3 separate regions of the Homo sapiens genome follow, and all the other regions are linked to region 2. The links are chromatin contacts, found by Hi-C or POLR2A ChIA-PET in ENCODE. All regions are on one chromosome and are shown on one strand. Each heading gives the region's core, a stretch centred on a gene start or an enhancer-like site at or near the end of the contact. The rest is flanking DNA. Distances are from core to core; before and after follow the strand shown.

What was found. A loop is a pair of places that touch in the nucleus more often than their neighbours do. ChIA-PET counts read pairs that join two places held with the same protein, here RNA polymerase II (POLR2A). Pooled maps may share reads with other maps.
Region 1: a pooled map shows a loop between it and region 2 (4-fold over the local background). The contact joins the enhancer-like site here to the promoter of TBXAS1 in region 2. A Hi-C loop is called at or near these places in 1 of 168 maps with a recorded cell type or tissue (PC-3), 5 of 37 single-sample maps with no recorded cell type and 8 of 50 pooled maps. POLR2A ChIA-PET finds 5 or more read pairs at or near these places in 4 of 52 experiments (OCI-LY7, PC-3, WTC11 and 1 more).
Region 3: a map with no recorded cell type shows a loop between it and region 2 (5-fold over the local background). The contact joins the enhancer-like site here to the promoter of TBXAS1 in region 2. A Hi-C loop is called at or near these places in 9 of 37 single-sample maps with no recorded cell type and 2 of 50 pooled maps. POLR2A ChIA-PET finds 5 or more read pairs at or near these places in 1 of 52 experiments (PC-3).

Annotation. Positions count from the first base shown.
Region 1 is chr7:139,718,217-139,722,560 of GRCh38, reverse strand. All of the region lies in intron 1 of HIPK2 (homeodomain interacting protein kinase 2), which reads left to right. Among named protein-coding and RNA genes, the nearest start is that of HIPK2, 58 kb to the left of the region's middle. RefSeq lists a silencer at 1,437-1,731. Within about 2 kb of position 1,756, at least 14 of the 41 ENCODE cell types and tissues checked have a DNase peak (open chromatin) inside an H3K27ac peak, as active enhancers do.
Region 2 is chr7:139,827,387-139,832,324 of GRCh38, reverse strand. TBXAS1 (thromboxane A synthase 1) reads right to left here and starts at 3,061. Exons shown (of 13, transcript NM_001061.7): 1 at 2,846-3,061. The coding sequence starts at 2,934. RefSeq lists an enhancer at 2,189-3,388.
Region 3 is chr7:139,700,991-139,705,657 of GRCh38, reverse strand. All of the region lies in intron 2 of HIPK2 (homeodomain interacting protein kinase 2), which reads left to right. Among named protein-coding and RNA genes, the nearest start is that of HIPK2, 75 kb to the left of the region's middle. Within about 2 kb of position 2,707, at least 11 of the 41 ENCODE cell types and tissues checked have a DNase peak (open chromatin) inside an H3K27ac peak, as active enhancers do.

The DNA.
Region 1 (4,344 bases), core at 507-3,006, 110 kb after region 2:
GTCAAGTCTAGCATTTTATAGACATAAATGGCATCTATAATTAAGGCTAGAAGGCAGATGTTTTAAAAATAGTATTTTGAAATGCAGACTTGCATACATGCTTTTTATAAATGCAAAATGAGAATTTCAATAAAGTAACTAAAAGAAGGGTCAGAACCCTCATTGCCTTTAGCATATCAAAGTGCACCCTAAGTCTGGGTAACCTGGATTTGTTTCGGCATGAGAGACTTTGTCAGCTTTATGGTAATAAGGAATAATGTCTTACAAATAGTGGACTTTAATTCTTCTAACTATAGCATATATTTTAATGTCAGTTTTATAGGTGCTATTTTTCATTTGTCATATGCAATGAAGAGTTTATTATATATAGTTGTGTAATAGAAGTTGTTTTAAATTTTAATAAATTTGTTCTTCAGTGCTTTTTACTTATCACTTCTGTAGCAACCACATGAACTCGTGTCTGTGTAATTAACAAGCATGTAAGAACCCCATGCATATCTGAGATTCAGTGTTTATGACTTCAGCCTGTTTATGAGACAGAGTGGTATGGTAATAGGCATGCTACTTGTTAAAAGCTTTAGTTCTAGGTTATGGTGACTCCCTGTCCTTTAGTGAATGAAAATGTGGCCATTTTGACAGGTTTTATCTTGGGAGGCCACTAAGGCTTTTGTGGAAAAGTCTGGGTCAGGTCATTCCTGTAGGAGCAGGTGTGGTTATGGCAGATTTATCCTACCGTGACCTCCTGGGTTCCTCTTACTGCTCCCCATGGGCTCGAAACTTGCCCTCCCAAGTCCAGTAGTCCCCCTGGTCTCTCACCTAGAAGGAGTAAAATCCGCCTTCTCTTTCAAGAGCCAACTAGGAAGTGCAGAGATAACTTAAAAAGCAGTTGAGATTTTGCCATTGGATCAAACTGACAATGTGCATTAAGCCTCTGTTTTTCCTGAAAAGGATATTGACAAATGAGGCGGGAAGTAGCCTTGACTAGTCCAGAGGTCAATACAGAAAGAAATGAGAGGAGACATTTAGCTTTTACTTTCAAGTGGAAAAAAACATTGAGTCCCCCTCTGCACCCCCACTTTATTGTCCCTCACTTTAGGATCTGAATAAATAGAGAAGTAATACGTTGTGGGCTCAACTCTCTGAAAGCTAAACTAATAGGGAAGGTTTGTTCCAGAGAAATACTCTCAAGGAGAAATGTTTGGAAATAAGTGTGTTGCCATAAGATTATTTTAAGATTAAGCTACAAAACCACCAGCAGTGTCTTATTCCTTATGAAGGTATTTCAGGGATTTAAAAAAGTATTACTGTTAAAGACTTTAACTATATCTTGTTGGAGCATTTTGCTGCCTGAAGCAAAGTGGCCTCTGCTACAGAACAAAGGTAACACGTCTGCACTGAGCGTTGGGTCCAGTCATTGGAATAGCGGCTGTTGACTTCATAAAGGGGCAGCAGGGGCCACACCAGGCCAGGCCGGAGTCTGAGGCAGCCGGCTGTGGTGCAGGGTGTTTCCAGCCATGTAGGCCTCCTGTCTGATCCTGGGCATCTGTCATCAGAGGCAGCCAGTGATGATTTCCACAATTTTATGACCCTTGGCTGTCATCCCAATAACAAATAAGTCATAAGCCACCCTCTTCCCCTCTGTAAAATTCCACTTCTGCACCGTGGACGGCCTTTCCACCAAGATCTTTTTGAAACAGTGAAAACAGAGACTAGCACCTCACCTTCTTTATGTATGAACAGCGTATTTCTGCTGTCGCTCTCTCTGACCGCCCCCTTCCGGGTACTTAAAGACTGAAAAATAAGCAGCAGGCTTGACACGAAAGGATGAAGGAAATGGCTGTTTTGCTTTGACTCTTCAGTGGCTAAGTTACTGAAAGCCAAGTAATTGGTCATTTCTATATTGTATACAACATCTAGAACAATATGGATATTCACTTGATACTGATAAATAGGGAATAGCCATATTCTGTGTTGTTCTAGAATAAGGGGGATGTTGACTTAGAATAAGGGGGATGTTGACTTGAACAAAAAGAACAGTGGGAAGAAACGGGTGAAGTACGGATTCTGAATAAGCAAGCCAGAATAGTCTTGTCAGGCACGAGGATTCCTACAGACGTGCAGTCACAGTGCGTAGATGGAGGTCGGAGCTCAGGATTGAAGCAAGAAGGGAACACCCTCCAGCAGATCCATGGGCCCAGGGTGGAGGTGGGGCTCCAATCAGGTGCTGGATGTTAGCAGAACTGCCCCTAGGAAGTCAGAGCTGAAGTCAGATGGTACATATGGTAAGTGCTGTAGGAACAGTGAGTTGGGAATGATCACTGGGTTAGAGTGGTCTGGAAAGAGAAGGAATCTAAGCTGGCTGGTCTTTGGATAAGTTGAGAAAAGCAGCAAAGGCATGCCAGGTAAAGGAATAGTGTAAGAGTGTGAAGATAGGAAGTATAAGAGACATTCTAGAAACAGCGAATAGACCAGCTTCATTCAAGTTAAGGACCCAGGAAGGTTAGTAGAGCTGGAGCTAACAAGGTAGTTGGAATCAACATGTAAATGTATCGAGTTCTCAGCTTTATCTCCTTGACAGTAAGGAGCCAGTGGAAGTTTGGAGAGGGGAGTGGCATGCTCAGAGATGTTTTAGGAAGATTAATCTGGTAGCCAAATATAGGCAAATTAAAGGGAGACAGAGTGCTCAGGTAGATGAGATGTCTAGATTTGCTTTAGTCCTTCTAGAAAGTGATAAATACATTCACTGTGGAAGTGGCAGCAACAGCAGAAATAAAGAATTGGATGCAAGAGATGTTTTGAAGGAAGGAGAAATTAATAAGGCTTAGCACCTTCTTGTCTATGAATGTAAAGAAGAACCATCATAGTTCATAGTTTTGGAGCCAAGTGACTAGAACAGTCATGGAGATGTTAGGATAGAGGGTGAGATGGCTAGATTTTTAGGAAAAAATAAGGGGTTCAGCTTTGGAAGCGCATCTTTGACATTGTAGCAGGAGGCTGCAATATATCACTGTAACCTCTGAGGGAGAGCCCAGCCTGTGATAAACATGTGGGGGTCACCTACACAGAGGTGACGGCTTAAACTGCTTGAATGGATGATAGCTGCCAGAGAGAACAGAGTCAAAACGGTGGAAATGCCAACATTTGAAAGGAGGAAGAGGGCTGGGTGCGGTGGCTCACACCTGTAATACCAGCACTTTGGGAGGCTGAGGGGAGTGGATCACTTGAGATCAGGAGTTTGAGGCCAGCCTGGCCAACATGAAACCCCGTCTCTACTAAAAATATGAAAATTAGCTGGGCGTGGTGGCGCACACCTGTAGTCCCAGCTACTCAGGAGGCGGAGGTTGCAGTGAGCCGAGATAGCACCACTGCACTCCAGTCTGGGCGACAGAGCAAGACTCTGTCTCAAAAAATAATAATAATAAAATAAAGGAGGAAGAGGAACCACCCGAGCACACAGTGTGCAATCAGACACGGGATGGGGAGATTACAGATTCACTGAAGTCCAGAGAAGAGCATCAAGAAGGAAGTCGTGGTCAGCAGTATCAGATGTTGCAGAGGTTAAGAAGAACGGGCTGAAACAAGGCCATTGGATTAGGCAATTAGGAAGTCATTTACCTTCAAGAACAGGAGCCTATAGTGCATTAACGAGTTGGGGGAGATGGATTAAGATGTGGGCATTGAAGAAAAGGGAGCATAAACCATTGATCACAGGTGAGAGGAGGGAAAGAATTAAGAGGGGGGAATGCGGCTGTTACTCCTTTTGCCTTCCATGTTGGGAGTTTGTGTGTGCACGCACATGAAGGCAGAAGAAAAAGATGAGGTGACCGATTCATTTGGACAGCCATATTAAGTTCCTACTAAATACTTGGATCCAATTAAGTACAGGGAGAAATGGAAAGCTACAAGAGAAAGAACAGTGGTGGAAGCAGGTTCAAGAGAAAATGGGACAAATATGGATCATGAGAATCGGGAACTTTTTTAGTATTGGAAAAGAGCAACACCTCTTTCTCTCAGACTGGAGAGAAGGAATGAAGGATGGAGGATGATGTAGATTCAGGAATGTTCTGAAATGAAGAAGGAAATAAAGGAGGAAAGTAAGGCTGACCTCAGGCTTCTGGACAAAGTGGAAGTTGGGTCATCTACTGAGAGAGAAGGTGGACTAGGGTGATGGTTGATGGAGTGGAAAGGATTACCACTCTAGGTAATGCCAGGGGCTCAGAGAGACAGGAACACTAGGTTAGCCAACCCCCAACAGGGCTTGCAGAAGCTGCACTTCCTTGTGCTTCTGTGAGAAATGTTTGTTGATAGTGGCTTAGAAGATGGGCAATGTTTGTTACTCTTTTA
Region 2 (4,938 bases), core at 1,812-4,311:
CCAGAGCATTTCACATTTCTAAAAGTGTGTCCAAAGTTTCCTGAATTTTCTATTGTTTTTTCTTTAAGCTATCTATTTCATTGAATATTTCTCCCACTCAAATTGGGGGAGTGTGTTGGGAGAGGAGGGTCTCCCTTTCCCACTTCCGCAGTTGGGGCACTCACAGTATTTGGGGTGTCTTCTGGGCCCTACAGGAGCAATCCGCTTCCTTCAGAGGGTCTGTGGGTCCCCTCAGAATTGCTGATTTATTCTTGCAGTTGATCTGGAGCTAAAATTCACCATGGAAGCTTCCAGATGCTGCTTTGTCTGGAGCTGCAGTCTAGTCCTGCCTCCTGTCCACCATGATTCCCTCCATCCTCCCATCCTTCTGTTTTGTTTTGTTTTGTTTTGTTTGAAACAGAGTCTTTCTTTGTCACCCAGGCTGGAGGGAAGTGGCATGATCTCAGATCACTGCAGCCTGTGCCTCCCAGGTTGAAGCGATTCTCCTGCCTCAGCCTCCCAAGTAGCTGGGATTACAGACACCTGCTGCCATGCCCAGCTAATTTTTGTATTTTTAGTAGAGATGGAGTTTCACCATGTTGGCCAGGCTGGTCTCGAACTTCTGACCTCAAGTGATCTGTCTGCCTTGGCCTCCCAAAGTGCTGGGATTATAGGCATGAGCCACCGCGCCCAGCCCATTTGATTTCACCTTCTCAGGGTTTAGGTTCTCTGCTGCCATCTCACCTGGCTGGATGGCACATGTAACACTTAAAGCAAAGACTAATGTGCTGCAATGTTTAATCCACTCCCCCTGCCAGTTTCTCCTGCAAGTGTCTCTACACCTCCATCTTTCCTTGCCTGTGAATCCTCTCACTGGAGGAAAAGCACCCCTGTCTCTTCCACACATATCCTTTCAAGACAATGAAGCAGGAAGGGGGCCTTGCCTCATTCAAGCTGGTGGCTGTTGCTTAGTGGCTGACTAGAGTCTCACCCGGAACAGAAGGGTTGAAAGCCCAAGGGTGGTTCCCCTTGCACTGAATCAAGGGATGGACCCAAAAGCACCAGAGCCAGGGCCGTGACCTCTCTCCTGCTGCCTCTGCTCCTCCTGCAGTATCCTCTCTAGACATCCAGCTCACCCCCAGAACCTCTGTGTCTCCCCTGCCTTGGGCACCTTCTCCAGATCTCCTGCTTCCTGACCTTGTACCAGGGCCTCCTCCAGACTGGGCACACATTAACAGGTTAATAAATATTTTTGCAATAACAAATAGAAGTCAGCTCTCACTTCCTGTTTACCACTTCTGCTTGGTACATTTATCTTAATCTCTGCATCTTTGAACCAGGTTATTAATATGGCCCAAGAATAGACAGCAAACACATAGCTGCCCTGCTGAATGGTGTGGTGTTCCTACATGGCAGGCACTGAGCTGGAGGCTCAGACACAACAAAGACTGAAACAAAAGTGTAAAAAAGTGTCCGCTTTGAGAACCACAGTCAGAGCATAGCTATTGATGAGATTAATATGAATAAGCACATTAGTAAGAAATTAAAAATAAACCTAAACCACTAAAGACTTATTTTCTTTTAGGTTACATAGATGATAGATGGTTAATTATAGTGGCTGACATCGACTAAGCACTTTCTGCATGTCAGACACTGTGCTTCGGGCTTCCCGGAGCATAAAAACACATTGAGATGGATTATTGGGGGCTGGGGGTAGGGAAGGAGCTACCATTTGCTCTTGGTTTTACATGTGGCCAGTTTCAATCCAAGGTAAGCTACAATGAGATAAAAAAGTTCAAAAAAAAAATTAAACCAGTTAAAAAGAAAAACAGCACTGGGACTGAGGCTGGGTTTCAGAGCCAATTTCCAAGAAGTAATTTCATCATCATAGAACATCAAACGTGAATTCCACTCTCAGCTATGCAAATTCCAAAAGAATAATACCTCACATTTGCATAATGCTTGATGCTTTTCAAAGTGCTTTCCCAGTTATTAATCTAGAGAAGGCTTTATTACTACTGAAAACATAAATTAAAATTCTGTTCGGACTCCAGTCCTCCATTATTTTTTCCACTCACTTTGCCCTCAAAAGCCAGAGCCATCTAAATCCAGGTGCTTTTGATTGAATGGGTAACTCTAATAAGTTTAACTGACAGGGCGAATATGCATAAATGTAGCATATTATGAGGCCTTCGACCTACAGACACCAGAGTCAGCCTTAGGAAAATTTGCTGTTGAATTAACAAAACCACAGGGGAGCAACTCGGAGTTCAAGTTTGAGATCCTTTCAGGGTCTCAAATTTTGTAGGAGCTGCACACACTATGTTCATCAGAATCCATCTCCCTCTATCAACTATGAGAAATTAGATCTACCACTTTGTCCTTAACCCTACAGAAATCCCCCTCAATGACTTCCTGCAAAGAGGCCCACATTTGCCAAACAGCTCCTACGTCTTGTTTTGTTTTGAATGTAATATGAACCAAGAGGCTGAATTCACTGTAAATCCAACAAGGACAGAGGATTTTAGAAAAATGAGGTGAGGAGATATGACGGGGTTCAAGGAAATGCTTCTACCCAAACCTAATGCCTTTCCAATTTGTTTCTTTTTCCATCTCTTTCAAACTTAATTATGTGTAGCGTTCTCAGTCACTGAATCACCAGCCTTTCCTGACACTTCAATCTCATGCATTTTAGCAAAAGATTAACCTGGCTGTTTGCTTTTAATTCTGAAGCTGTGTTAATACTCACTCCCGCTAGATTAGAAAAGAAGAAAAACACACTCCCACATACCCCGCCATGGCACCAGCAAGGCTCCAGGGTGAGACGGCTGACGCTGTCACAGTCCCTAGGGCTGGCTGCACTTACCATTTCAGGAGGGCCAAGAGAGCCACTGACAGGGCCACCGTCACCATGGGGCCATTCACTTCCAATTTTAGAAACCCCAAGGCTTCCATCATTCCTCTGAGACCCCAGAGTGGTGGTCTTCCAGATGAGACAGGAGGCTGATCTCGCCGCCCTTATGGGAACCGTGCTCTGCAGGTAGAAAAGGGAACAGGCAACCAAGCAAACATCACATGGAGTGGGCCCCCACAATGTGCTCTTTCTCAGAGTGTCTCCCTATAAAGAGGAAGGAAGAGGAGGGCACAACAAAGGGTTTCAGTGTAAAGGAATGAATCAGCAACTTTATTCCTTGATGACTGCACTGTCAATAAACATTTATATTAACTTCCTCAGAGAAGAAAAGCAAACTTCCCCATGTTTGCTGAGAAACAAAATGGTTGTAACCACGGACTTGTACTCTGAGAGGAAGTCTTCAAAGAGAGACTCTTCTCCAAAATGTCTATCTATATCTATCTCTATGTCTATATCTATATCTATATCTACATCCATCTATAATTTTTTAAATTCACAATTAAGTGAAGATACATGTCAAGAGATTCTGAATATCCCAGAAAAATACAGGACCAGACGCCAGCCTGATCAAAATGCTGGCTGCTTTGAGGACAACCATCCCACCAAGTCCATTAGTTGCTGGGTCTGAGGACCTGTCTGAGTGTCTGGCTGTTGGAGCAAAGCAAAGATCCCGATTGGGGTCAGTGTTCTCATGGTGAGTTGGAGGGCTTCTCAAGTGTTTGAAGGCAGATCCGTAGGCTCATATATGGGTCCTTTGTTCTAGCTTTGAGCTTATCTGACTAAAGTGGACAGAGAGATGGAGGGGATCATAGTGGCTGGGTGGCAGGACTAGATTGCAGCTTCAGACAGAGCAGCATCTGGAGGCTTCCATGGTGAATTTTAGCTCCAGATCAACTGCAAGAAAAAACCAGCAATCCCAAAAGGACCCACAGACTCTCTGAAGGAACCAGACTGCTCCTGCAGGACCCAGAAGACACTCCAAATACTGTGAGTGCCCCATTTGCGGAAGTGGGAAAGGGAGACCCTCCTCTCCCAACACAATCCCCCAATATTGAATGGGAGAAATATTCAATGAAATAGCTTAAAGAAAAAATAATTGAAAATTCAGGAAACTTTGGACACACTTTTAGAAATGTGAAATGCTCTGGAAAGTCTCAGCAATAGAATTGAACAAGTAGAAGAAAGAAAATCAGAGCTCAAAGACAAGGTCTTCAAATTAACCCAATTCAACAAAGACAAAGAAAAAAGAATAAGAAAATATGAACAAAGCCTCCAAGAAGTCTGGGATTATGTTAAATGACCAAACCTAAGAATAATTGGTGTTCCTGAGGAAGAAGAGAATTCTAAAAGCTTGGAAAACATATTTGGGGGAAGAATCAAGGAAAACTTCTGCAGCCATCTAGAGACCTAGACATCCAAATACAAGAAGTACAAAGAACACATGGGAAATTCATTGTAAAAAGATCTTTGCCTCAGCACATTGTCATCAGGTTATCCAGAGTTGAGACAAAGGAAAGAATCTTAAGAGCTGTGAGACAGAAGAACCAGGTAACCTGTAAAGGAAAACCAATCAGATGAACAGCAGATTTCTCAGCAGAAAACCTACAAGCTGGAAGGGATTGGGGCCCTGTCTTCCGGCTCCTCAACAAACCAATTATCAGCCAAGAATTTTGTATCCAGTGAAACTAAGCACCATATATGAAGGAAAGATACAGTCATTTTCAGACAAACAAATCCTGAGAGAATTCGTCATTACCAAGCCACCACTACAAGAACTGGTAAAAGGAGTTCTAAATCTTGAAACAAATCCTGGAAACACATCAAAACAGAACCTCTTTAAAGCATAAATCACACAGGACCTATAAAACAAAAATACAAGTTAAAAAACAAAAGCAAAAAACAAACAAAGAAGTACACAGGCAACAAAGAGCCCGATGAATGCAATGGTACCTCACATTTCAATATTAACACTGAATGTAAATGGCCTAAATGCTGCACTTAAAAGATACAGAACTGCAGAATGGATAAGAACTCACCAACTAACT
Region 3 (4,667 bases), core at 1,458-3,957, 130 kb after region 2:
CACCTGTAATCCCAGCACTTTGGGAGGCCGAGGCGGGCGGATCACGAGGTCAGGAGATCCAGACCATCCTGGCTAACATGGTGAAACACCGTCTCTACTAAAAATACCAAAAAATCAGCTGGGCGTGTTGGTGGGTGCCTGTAGTCCCAGCTACTCAGGAGGCTGAGGCAGGAGAATGGCATGAACCCAGGAGGCGGAGCTTGCAGTGAGCCGAGATTGCGCCACTGCACTCCAGCCTGGGCGACATAGCGAGACTCCGTCTCAAAAAAAAAAAAGGGGGAAACTACTAGCAGTTGGTAGTAGTTTTCCCTTTTAAGAGAAGATGAGGTTGGTAGGGACTGAATGAGATAGCCGCATGCGTGTAACTCGCCCTCTGCCATGCCTGGCACACAGCAGCTCTGTCACGAATAAGCACCATGCTTTCCCCAGCCTCCCCACCCAGATCCATGCTTCTGTGACAGCATGCATTTTCCTTGGCCTGGTGTCATCATTCATGATTTGTAAGCTGGGCATCCCCAGTATTCCCAATCATTTCTTTTTCATCTTACAGGCGCCTGGAGGCCCAGCATCGTATATCAGACTCACTAGGTCCCAAAGGAACAAGGGCCTGGATGTTGGGAGTGTGGTTAGTTGGTTTCCTCTGGCACCAGGAAGGGACAGGGCCCAGCATTTGGGGAGAGAGGAGACACCTCTTCCTGAGTCCAGAGGGAGGAGGACAGATCTTGGTTGCTTGGGGAGGAAGGTGGGGGTATACTTCCTGACTTGAGAGCTGCACCTCCAGGCTGCTGCTTCTGGCCCAGGAGCAACGCTAGAGTCCTGTAGTCCGACGGTGGAGTGCAGGGGCCTCCGAGGAGAGTGGTGGGACGGGGCGCTGGAGGCCTTGGGGGTTAAACTGCCTTTGACACCTGCTGGTACCTCCTGCAGCCACGTGTATCACCACTGACATCACTAGGGTCAAAAAGCCAAGGCTGGAGTGATGCCAAAGAGCCTGTTTAAGACTCCCCTGAAGACAGAGCACGTCTGTGTGTATGGGGTGTGTGTTGGGTGTGTTTATGTATGGTAGGCATGTGTATGGTTTGTATGTGTTCACATGGGGTATGTATATGTTGCTGTGTGTATGGGGTGTGGGGGTGTGTTGGGGTGTGTGTGTGTGTTGGGTGTAGTGTGGGCACATGTAGCATGTGTTGGGTGTGTGTGTGGTATGTGTTGGGGGTGTGTATGTTGGGTATAGTGTGGGTGTGGAGGGGGTGCATGTGTTGGGTGTGGTGTGTGTGGTGTGTTGGGTGTGTATGTTGGGTATAGTGTGTGTGGTGGGGTATGTATGTTGGGTATAGTGTGGGTGTGGAGGGGGTGTATGTGTTGGGTGTGGTGTGTGTTGGGTGTGTATGTTGGGTATAGTGTGGGTGTGGAGGGGTGCATGTGTTGGGTGTAGTGTGTGTTGGGTGTGGTGTGTGTGTTGGGTGTGTATGTTGGATATAGTGTGGGTGTGGAGGGGGTGTATGTGTTGGGTATGGTGTGTGTGTGTGGTGTGTGTGTGGTGTGTGTTGGGTGTGTATGTTGGGTATAGCGGGTGTGGAGGGGGTGCATGTGTTGGGTGTGTGTGTGTTGGGTGTGTATGTTGGATATAGTGTGGGTGTGGAGGGGGTATATGTTGGGTGTGGTGTGTGTTGGGTGTGGTTGTGTGTGTGGTGTGTGTTGGGGGTGTGTATGTTGGATATAGTGTGGGTGTGGAGGGGTTGTATGTGTTGGGTGTAGTATGTGTTGCGTGTGTGTGTGTGTGGTGGTGTTGGGTGTGTAGGTTGGGTATAGTGTGGGTGTGGGGGAGGTGTATGTGTTGGGTGTAGTGTGTGGGGTGTGGGGTGTGTGTGTGGTGTGTGTTGGGTGTAGTGTGTGGGTGTGTGTGTGTGTGGTGTGTGTCGGGTGTGTATGTTGGATATAGTGTGGGTGTGGAGGGGTGTATGTGTTGGGTGTGGTATGTGTTGGTTACATGTGCTGCTGTGTGTGTATCCAGTGGCAGCAGGTAGACTGGTGCATGGTGTTCTCTGTATTTAGAGCTCCTTCCTCGTCCTAATTCTCATGACTGGGGAAGTGTCATCCCCAGTCACAGCCTTATATATGTGGACGTTTGCCATAAAATTTATTTGGCCAGAACATGAGGGACAAACTGTTGGTGCCACTTCTTTGTCATCCTCTGACCTCCATGAAGGATTTCTCGTCCTCCTCTTTTTGTAAATTAGAACTTACATTGGCAAATAAAATGCACTAAGTACGAACCCCCAGAATATAAATAGATCTGGCACCAAGAGAGCCAGATGATGTCCGCACTTGTGAAAGTCAAACATTCACCCTGAGCAGCAGCGGGAGGTTTTAGGATGATGTGGCTGTTCTGTATTCTCAGTGTGGTGGTGGTCACACAAATCTATACATGGGCTAAAATTCATAGAACTTTCCGTTTTTAAAATATTTTCAAAATGATTTTAAATCTATTTACCCCTAATGACCTCTAGGGAAATTGTTGATAATATTAAACCCATAAGCCGTACCATGCCTAATTTTTCTTCCTGTTTTTGTTTTGTTGTGCTGTGTTTGGGTAAAAAAGATATGTTTGTTCATCCTGTCACAGGATGGCCAGGAGGGTAACCAGTCATTTCTGGAAACGGCCGGACAGGGGAACCTACGAAAACAACTCTGGGGCGTAAACAGCTGCTGATGGAGGAAGCATTGATAGCATGCAGTTTCTTTAGTTTATGTGCTGTTTTGTGTATGTGGCTCATCAACTTGTCCTCCAAAAGTTAAGGACTGACCACTAGAAACAGAGAAGTGACAAACTATTATGGCTGAAATAGCAGGACTTTGCAAGTCCAGAGAGAAGATGAAGGCTGAGTGGGGTTGTTGATCCAGCCTCCGTGTGCCCAGGGGTCCTCTGTGTGCCCAGGAGTCCTCCCCTTGCTTCTGACATGATTATTTACGCCCATGGCCTGCATGCCCATGCATGAGACATCATGGTTTTCCCTGTAATCGTTATCTCAAAACCAGCTTTCCCCTGTGGCAACCCTCCCTCCTGAGGGCATTTTCAAGCTTACTACAGAGAAGCAGCTGGCTTTGCAGGAAAGGTCTCCCCCCAGCCCCCAGGGAGAGAACTTCCTTTGTCCTGGATGTAATGGGGTACGTATCCTCATTCTAAGTGCTGGGCCTCGGCGAGGGTCCCTGTGCCTGGAGTGGTCCCAGCAGCTCGACCCGGGATATGCACCCCCGTGACTGGGCTGTGGCCCAAGGCCACATGCTGGGCTCAGAGCCAGGATGCTTCCCTGTCTCCACAGGGGCATTTGCTTATTTTTTTGGAGGAAATAAGAGGGTCGACAGCCTGTAAATGTCCTTCCACAGTGTCCTCTGCAGCTCAGAGCAGCCAGTGTAAGATGTGGGTTTTCAGGGCCACTCCTGGCAGCAAGAGGCCCCAATATTTGCAGAACTGAGCTTACGATCAGGCTGCCCAGCCTCTCCCGCCGCTGTCTCGTGCCCCGGCCTGCGCTGCTGGAGTCTGGAGCAGCACTGGGAGGGACTGCCCTTCCTTGCTCTCAAAAGACACCTCCTAAAGCGTGTTCTTCTTTCTCTGCTCCTCGTGTGCTCCCTGCTTGGCTCCCACGTCCAGATCCCTAACCTGGGATTAGAAGCTCTGGGATTCGAAGTCCTACTGGGTAGCCCCAGCCTGCCCCTCTGCCACTCTCTCCCGATGTGGCCTCTGCAGCAGCCTGACCTGCTCACCGTCCGTTCCAGTCTGCACGGTGCCTTTGGCATAAGGTGCCTTCCCTGCCTTCCCCCGCCTCCAGGCCTCCAAACCCAGTTCTGCCCCATTCCCCTTGTGAAACTCAAGTGCTACCTTTGCCATAACCAAAAGAGATTTATCCCTCCTCTAAATAATTTGCGTTTAGTATAATCCATCTTCTTATTCATTTATCCATTTGATCCCCAAAGAAATGATATATTTCTTAGGCCCTGGGTCTGGCTCTTAAACCCGGGGAGAGAACCAAGGCTGATTGTATCCACTGGTTGTACGGTGAACACGAATGGCCTGCCACCCTTGGCTTAGACTAGGGTAATGAGACAGAGAGACGTAGGTCTCAGCGTCCCGCCAGCTATGTGAGTTGGGCTAAGTCTCACCACCTCTCCGACATGACTTTGCCACAGCTCACTGGATGAGAGCCGACGTTCTAGGTGAGGGCTTTGGGAACAGGAAAGGTCTTGGTAAGTTTTAAGCCTCATGTCTAGCCTCACAGCCTCTTCACGTCCTGCAGTTAGCCGAGACTATAAATACATTACTATTTCTCACCGTGGCCTCTCTGTCCCTGGCTTTTCCCTGTTCTTCTCCTCCCGCTATCTGTTTGTGTTTCTAAGGTTCTCAGACTAATCCAGGTGGACACGTTGGAAGTAGATAGGGAATCTCCAGACACCACCCGACTTAGACACTGGGCACAAAGAGGAGAAATTCCAGCCTCTGGAGTGATGCCGGTTCACTGCTTTACCTTCCTCCATCGGGGCTGCCCTTGCAAGAAACGCATTCACGTGGCTCCCCACAGGACGCCATGCAGGTCCCAGTTAGTTTGGTGCTGGCGCTGACAGAAACAGAAAGATTGAAGATAGATTTTCTCTGAGAAATGTGCTATTTTTAA